Regions from separate parts of the Homo sapiens genome. Here region 1 is linked to region 2. The links are chromatin loops, found by intact Hi-C in ENCODE. Cell type or tissue: GM12878. All regions are shown on one strand. Each heading gives the region's core, and the rest is flanking DNA. Links, peaks and the distances in the headings are about the cores only.

The links. A loop is a pair of places that touch in the nucleus more often than their neighbours do. Peaks named below come from ENCODE experiments on the same cell type or tissue, not always from the same donor. Only the 100,000 strongest peaks of a DNase experiment are listed, where the experiment ranks them.
Region 1: a loop joins it to region 2, with 5 times the contacts of the local background. A loop is called at or near these places in 6 of 110 quality-filtered maps.

What each region holds. Positions count from the first base shown.
Region 1 is chr10:63,257,834-63,260,757 of GRCh38, forward strand. All of the region lies in intron 3 of JMJD1C (jumonji domain containing 1C), which reads right to left. It overlaps LOC124900287 (a long non-coding RNA gene), which reads right to left. Exons shown (of 2, transcript XR_007062158.1): 1 at 825-2,924. Among named protein-coding and RNA genes, the nearest start is that of MIR1296, 110 kb to the right of the region's middle. In GM12878, for the core only: no CTCF peak of the experiment used is centred there; no DNase peak of the experiment used is centred there; H3K4me3 peaks cover 2,312 bases; H3K27ac peaks cover 2,164 bases.
Region 2 is chr10:63,172,792-63,175,715 of GRCh38, forward strand. All of the region lies in intron 24 of JMJD1C (jumonji domain containing 1C), which reads right to left. Among named protein-coding and RNA genes, the nearest start is that of NRBF2, 41 kb to the left of the region's middle. In GM12878, for the core only: no CTCF peak of the experiment used is centred there; a DNase peak (open chromatin) is centred at 1,230; H3K27ac peaks cover 1,035 bases.

The DNA.
Region 1 (2,924 bases), core at 158-2,657, 85 kb after region 2:
GGAGAAGAAAAAAACACTACTACAAAAACGTGTTCTATTATACACTGTCTATGGGTTATATTGAGAGTTGAAAAAGTTTGTTTAGCACCAGCTGGAGAAAAAAATGCTAAGAGTTCTAGGGAAGACTAGTAAGAAAGATTGTTAGAAGTAAGCAGCAGATGGTGGCAGAGAAATAGTCAATGAGTGTGTGAATGGTAGGAAGAGAAAGGAGTTTCAAATATCCACGAAAAAGGTTTAAGATACCATTTATGAAAAGGGAAATTTACAATATGTCTCTTATTGAGCAGTTTCTGTACTATAAACTCTTTACTGTATCATTTCATTTAATCTTTCTAACAACCCTGAGGTAGACAGTATTTACAGTTGAGGAAACCATTTATTCAGAGCAGCTGAGACTTTCCCAATGTGAACTAGCTAACAAATGCTAAAGGTAAAATTTGAAACTAAGTTTGCTTGAACTGATGTCAAAATTCATGCTCTTAACCATTATGCTACAATGAATCTCTAAAAGGTTCTAGTGAAGACCCAATCAATTAGCTGCTTCTGATATTTACAATAACCAACATGCCATTGTTACACAGATAATTTTGTTACTCTCCTGAGAACTGTGCTTAGTGATCTTTTCCTCTTTTGTCTGACCCCACACCATGTGTATCCAGCATTAATTCTATTCATAAACTCTCTTCTTTAGCTAAGCTGACATTCTACTGTCCCCTAAAATACTTCAACACCAATTATGCTGTTCCTCCTGGCAAATGTCTGGATTACCATTACCACCGCCACCACCAACCACCCCACCAACCCCACCTCATCCTTTCACTTACTTCTTTAACCATTTCAGTCTTTATTGACTTCTCCTATCTTTGTATTTCGGAAGTTTTTACTTCAGGCTCCTTAAATCCAGTCTACTTCAAGGAAGTCATTTTTTATGTCAGTTCTTATCATAGATTATAAACTTCTTGACAATAAGATAAAGATCATTACTTACAAGACTTTTATCAACTTTAAAAAATCATTAAACAACTAGCAGGGAGCCGTGAAATTGGTAAAAAGTAATGCTAGAGCAGTGACATGATACCACGAAAATGACAAATCTGAAAGGAACTGTAGGACAAAAATAATTACGGAAGTATACTAATAAATACTGTACCAGGTCAAATTCTCATTCACACTATAGAAATGTTACATTTTTAAAACAATCTAAAGTGATCTGTCTGTACTATAAGCTGAAGTGAAGGTAAAGTTTGAAAAAGCAAGTCCCTTCTCCACCATACAAAGCACTGTAACAGGAAGTTCTGTTTACTTCTTTCTGTAAACTACTAGTAATATCATATTACCCTGAGAAATAAATCTGCTTATAAACAAACCTCTATCAACAAGATTTCAAACTTTGTCAGTGGACCACTTATGTCAAATATTTAATTCAACAAATTACAACATTTGTCTAGTAACGACCAAACAACTGGTTAAATTGTTCACCTTGGCTGACTAATGGCTAAAATTTCACCTTATTTGCATTATTCCATCCTGGTTGTGAAGCAATTCCAAATGCCATAGGACAGTAACACAAATTTAGGAGAAAAAAAAAATACATGTCTCTGGTACACTCTACTCCCTAAACTACTGCAAACTTACCCTAGGCAACTGTTTGAGCTATTTTTAGTAAAACAGATGTGTTGAGCAACAATTACCTTAGGGATATTCAGAAACCACAGCCAATAAATTTATATGATCAATGATGAAAGAAATATGGGTTAAAATGGATTCAAACTGGAAAAACTATCATTGAAAGACTACAGAAATAGATAAACAATCTGGCACAGTCCAGACACATTCATTTACTAGACAATGTGTGAGTCTTCTCTGGTTAAGTCTTTAAGCAATCTTTAGTCCAGGTACTAAGAAAATACTCAGGTTTGTTCTACCCATTCCCTTCAACCAGCAATTCACAGCACAACAGTACTGTATTTAGTATTTAGTAAAGTACTGTAGTTCAATGTCCATACTCTACAATGATAGAACTGTAGTATTAACAGTCTTATCTCCAAACTTTATCAGCTCATTATGATACAGAACTTTTTTTTTGAGACAGAGTTTCACTCTTATTGCCCAGGCTGGAGTGCAATGGTGTGATCTCGGCTCACTGCAACCTCCACCTCCTGGGTTCAAGTGATTCTCTTGCCTCAGCCTCCAGAGTAGCTGGGATCCAGAACTTCTAATGGAATCATTCCTTCAGGTCTAGGATTTATGATTCTACCTTATTTTAGGGAAAACACCTCATTACTACAATGAATTTTAATATACTGTAAGATAAACATGCGGTATAATTTTGGACAACCACATTCCGTATCAAATCTCTAACGGTTTTAACTAGTGACCTTTGTTTTATTTCTTTATTACATTTAAAAGCAAAGAGGAATGTGATGCCTAAAAATACTGGACTAACAAGCCAGACCAAGCCAGGTTAGTTGGTATGAATCATGTACAACTTTCAGGTAAGAAATAATCTCTTCCACATTCTCTATGAAGCAACCCCAACCTGAAAACTGTAGGTGTGTGCACGGCCAGTAGCCAAAATCCATGATAAAATGATTTCAAAATCATGCTAAAAGCTAAATATTTCATTTCATTATCAAAATTTTTATGTGAATGTGATCAAAACTGTTATCAAAATTTAATGGAAAGTTTTTTTGAACTTCTATAATCATACTCCAAAGTAAAGCAACAATACCACAGAGATTATAGTAACAACAAAAAAAAAACTATTTTTTTTTGAGATGTAGTCACGCTCTGTTGCCCAGGCTAGAGTGCAGTGGCGCGGTCTCGGCTCACTGAAACCTCTGCCTCCCAGGTTCAAGCGATTCTCCTGCTTCAGCCTCCAAAGTAGCTGGGATTACAGGCGCCCGCCACCACGCCGGTTAATT
Region 2 (2,924 bases), core at 197-2,696:
AAAAAGATTAAGAAGCACAAAAACCCTGGGGGAGGGGGGAAACATACTTGGTGTGTGTGAAAGAAGCAAAGAGGGCAGGATGGCTAGAGAGGAACTAGGAGAGCCATACGAGATGAAGGCAGTGAGACAGAGGGGGAAGTGTGGATATGTAAACCAACCTAACTTTTTAACAAGGTCACTTTGAGCCTACTAAAAGACCACTGTTCCCAAAAAAGTAGCAGCAGGGACACAAGTGTAAGCATGGAATCTCTTTGGGGTAACAATGATTGCATCTGGAAAAAAGGAACTGGGGGAAAAATGTGAGATACTGAATTTTCACCGTGAACTTTTTATACTTTTGAATTTTTCTGTTTATGTATTACATTTTCAAAAGAAAAACATTAAAAAGTAGTATTTTCAACAAATAGTACTGGAACAGCCAAATGCCCATATGCAAAAAATTGAACCTCGCTCCATACTATGCACTACATACAAAGATGAACTACATTGCATACCCAAATGTAGGACCTCAAACTATAATGGTTCTAGAAGAAAATGAGGAGAAAATCTGAGTGATCTTGGGCTAGGCAACAATTTTGTAGATACTATGAAAATACCATCCATAAAAGAGAAACTGATCAACTGGACCTCATCAAAATGGAAAAAACCAGCCAGGTGGGTTGGCTCATGCCTACAATCCCAACACTTTGGGAGGCCAAGGCAGGAAGATTGCCTGAGCTTAGGAGTTCGAGACCAGCCTGAGCAACACAGCAAGACCCCATCTCCACAAAAAATTAAAAAATCAGCTGGGCATGGTGGTGTCCATCTACAGTACTAGCTACTCAGGAGGGTGTGGTGGGGGGATCACTTGAACCCAGGAGTTTGAGATTACAGTGAGCTATGACTGTGCCACTGCACTCTAACCTGGGCAACAGAGCAAGATACTGTCTTTTAAAAAATGGAAAAATGAAAAAAAAATGCTCTTTGAAAAGAGAAGCTACAGGAAAGGAAAATGTATTTGTAAAACACATTATCAGATAAAAGACATTATCAGAAATTGGCAAAAAACACTCAAAACTCAGTAAGAAAAAAAGCAGCTAAATAGACAGAATATTTGAACACATATTTAACCAAAGTAGATATACAGATGGCAAATGAAGATATAAAAAGATGCCCAATGTTTAGTCATTAAGAAAGTACAAAGTAAAACCACCATGAGACACCACTGTACACTTACTAGAATGGTCTAAAAACAAAACTGACAGTAACAAGCACTAGTGAGGAAGCAGAGGAAATGAAACTCACATAACCCTGCACTGGGAAATGAAAATGGAACAACCAATTTAGAGAATAGTCTGGCAGTTTCTTAAATTTAATCATACATTATAGTATCACCAGGCAATCCCACCATTCAGTATTTACTTAACAGAAATAAAAATCTTTGTTCACATAAAACCATGTATATGAATGTTTATGATAGCTTTATCTATTATTGCCCCAAAGTGGAAAAAACCAAAATGTACTTCAGCTGGTGAATGTACGGATTTAAAAAATGAAAAAAATATTCATACAACTACCCAGCAATAAAAAAAGAATCAACTGATAAATACAACAATAGGAATGAATCTCAAATACATTAAGAAAAGCCAGACTTAAAGGGTACATACTGTGTGAGTCCAAATTTACAGCATACTCATAAAAGAGGAACTATAGGGACAAAAAAGCAGATTAGTTGCAGGAACTTTGGGTGGGAAGAGGCTGACTATAAAAGTGCAAGAGGATGCCGAGCATGGTGGCTCATGCCTGTAATCCCAGCACTTTGGGAGGCCAAGGCAGACAGATTACCTGAAGTCAGGAGTTCGAGACCAGCCTGACCAACGTGGAAAAACCCCATCTCTACTAAAAATACAAAATTAGACAGGCGTGGTGGTGCATGCCTGTAATCCGCAGCTACTCGGGAGGCTGAGGCAGGAGAATCGCTTGAACCCGGAAGGCAGAGGTTGCAGTGAGCCAAGATCGCGCCACTGAGCTCTAGCCTGGGCAACAAGAGCAAGACTCTGTCTCAAAAAAACAAAAAACAAAAAACAAAAAAAAAAACTGCAAGAGGGAATTTTTTCGGAGTGATGGAATTGTTCTACATTTTGATTATGTTGTTACCTAACTATGCATTTGTTGAAACTCACAGAATTATACATTAAATAAGGTAAATTTCACTATATGCAAATTATATCTCAATTTACAAAAATGACTACACTACCTAGGTTAACTTTATAAAAACTGACATTGGATAAATTCAATATGTGAATAAAGATCTTCAAGGGAATCTACTTTGTATTATCAAAGGATTATTCCTATGTACAAAAAGATTTATAATACTAGTCTCTTAAATAGGCTCTTCTTTTGAGAGCATTTACATTTGAATACAGATTAGCTATTTTCTGCTAAGAGTCTAGAAGTCAAAGAAATGGTGTATAGGGTGAATCCCAGATTAAACATGAAACATAAATAATATGACATCTCTGAAATAATCATAAGTCCATGGGAAAATATAACCACTTAATGTAAATACATTTTTTCCAGGAAATTATCATAGAGAAAAAGGTATTTATTATTATGACATTTGTATTTTACTACTGTATCATAAATGCCATTTGAGATCTAATAATGATAAATCTGACCCTGAATCTGACACATCCTAAAAGCTAAGCAATTATTATCACCTAAGTAGTATTTGTATGGAAGAGTGCCATAAATGCTAAAACAGTCAATGACTATACTTATATAAAATGTGAGAAAGTTTCCTTGGTAAACTAATATACATCAGCTACATCTCAATTACTTAGCAGTGGAAAAGGTGGAGAACCAACTGTTGAGGCAAAGCAGCTTTTGAGTTTTTTCTGGTTTCCCTGGTACACCTTGTTAATTTTAAGGGTTAACCTGGGCTG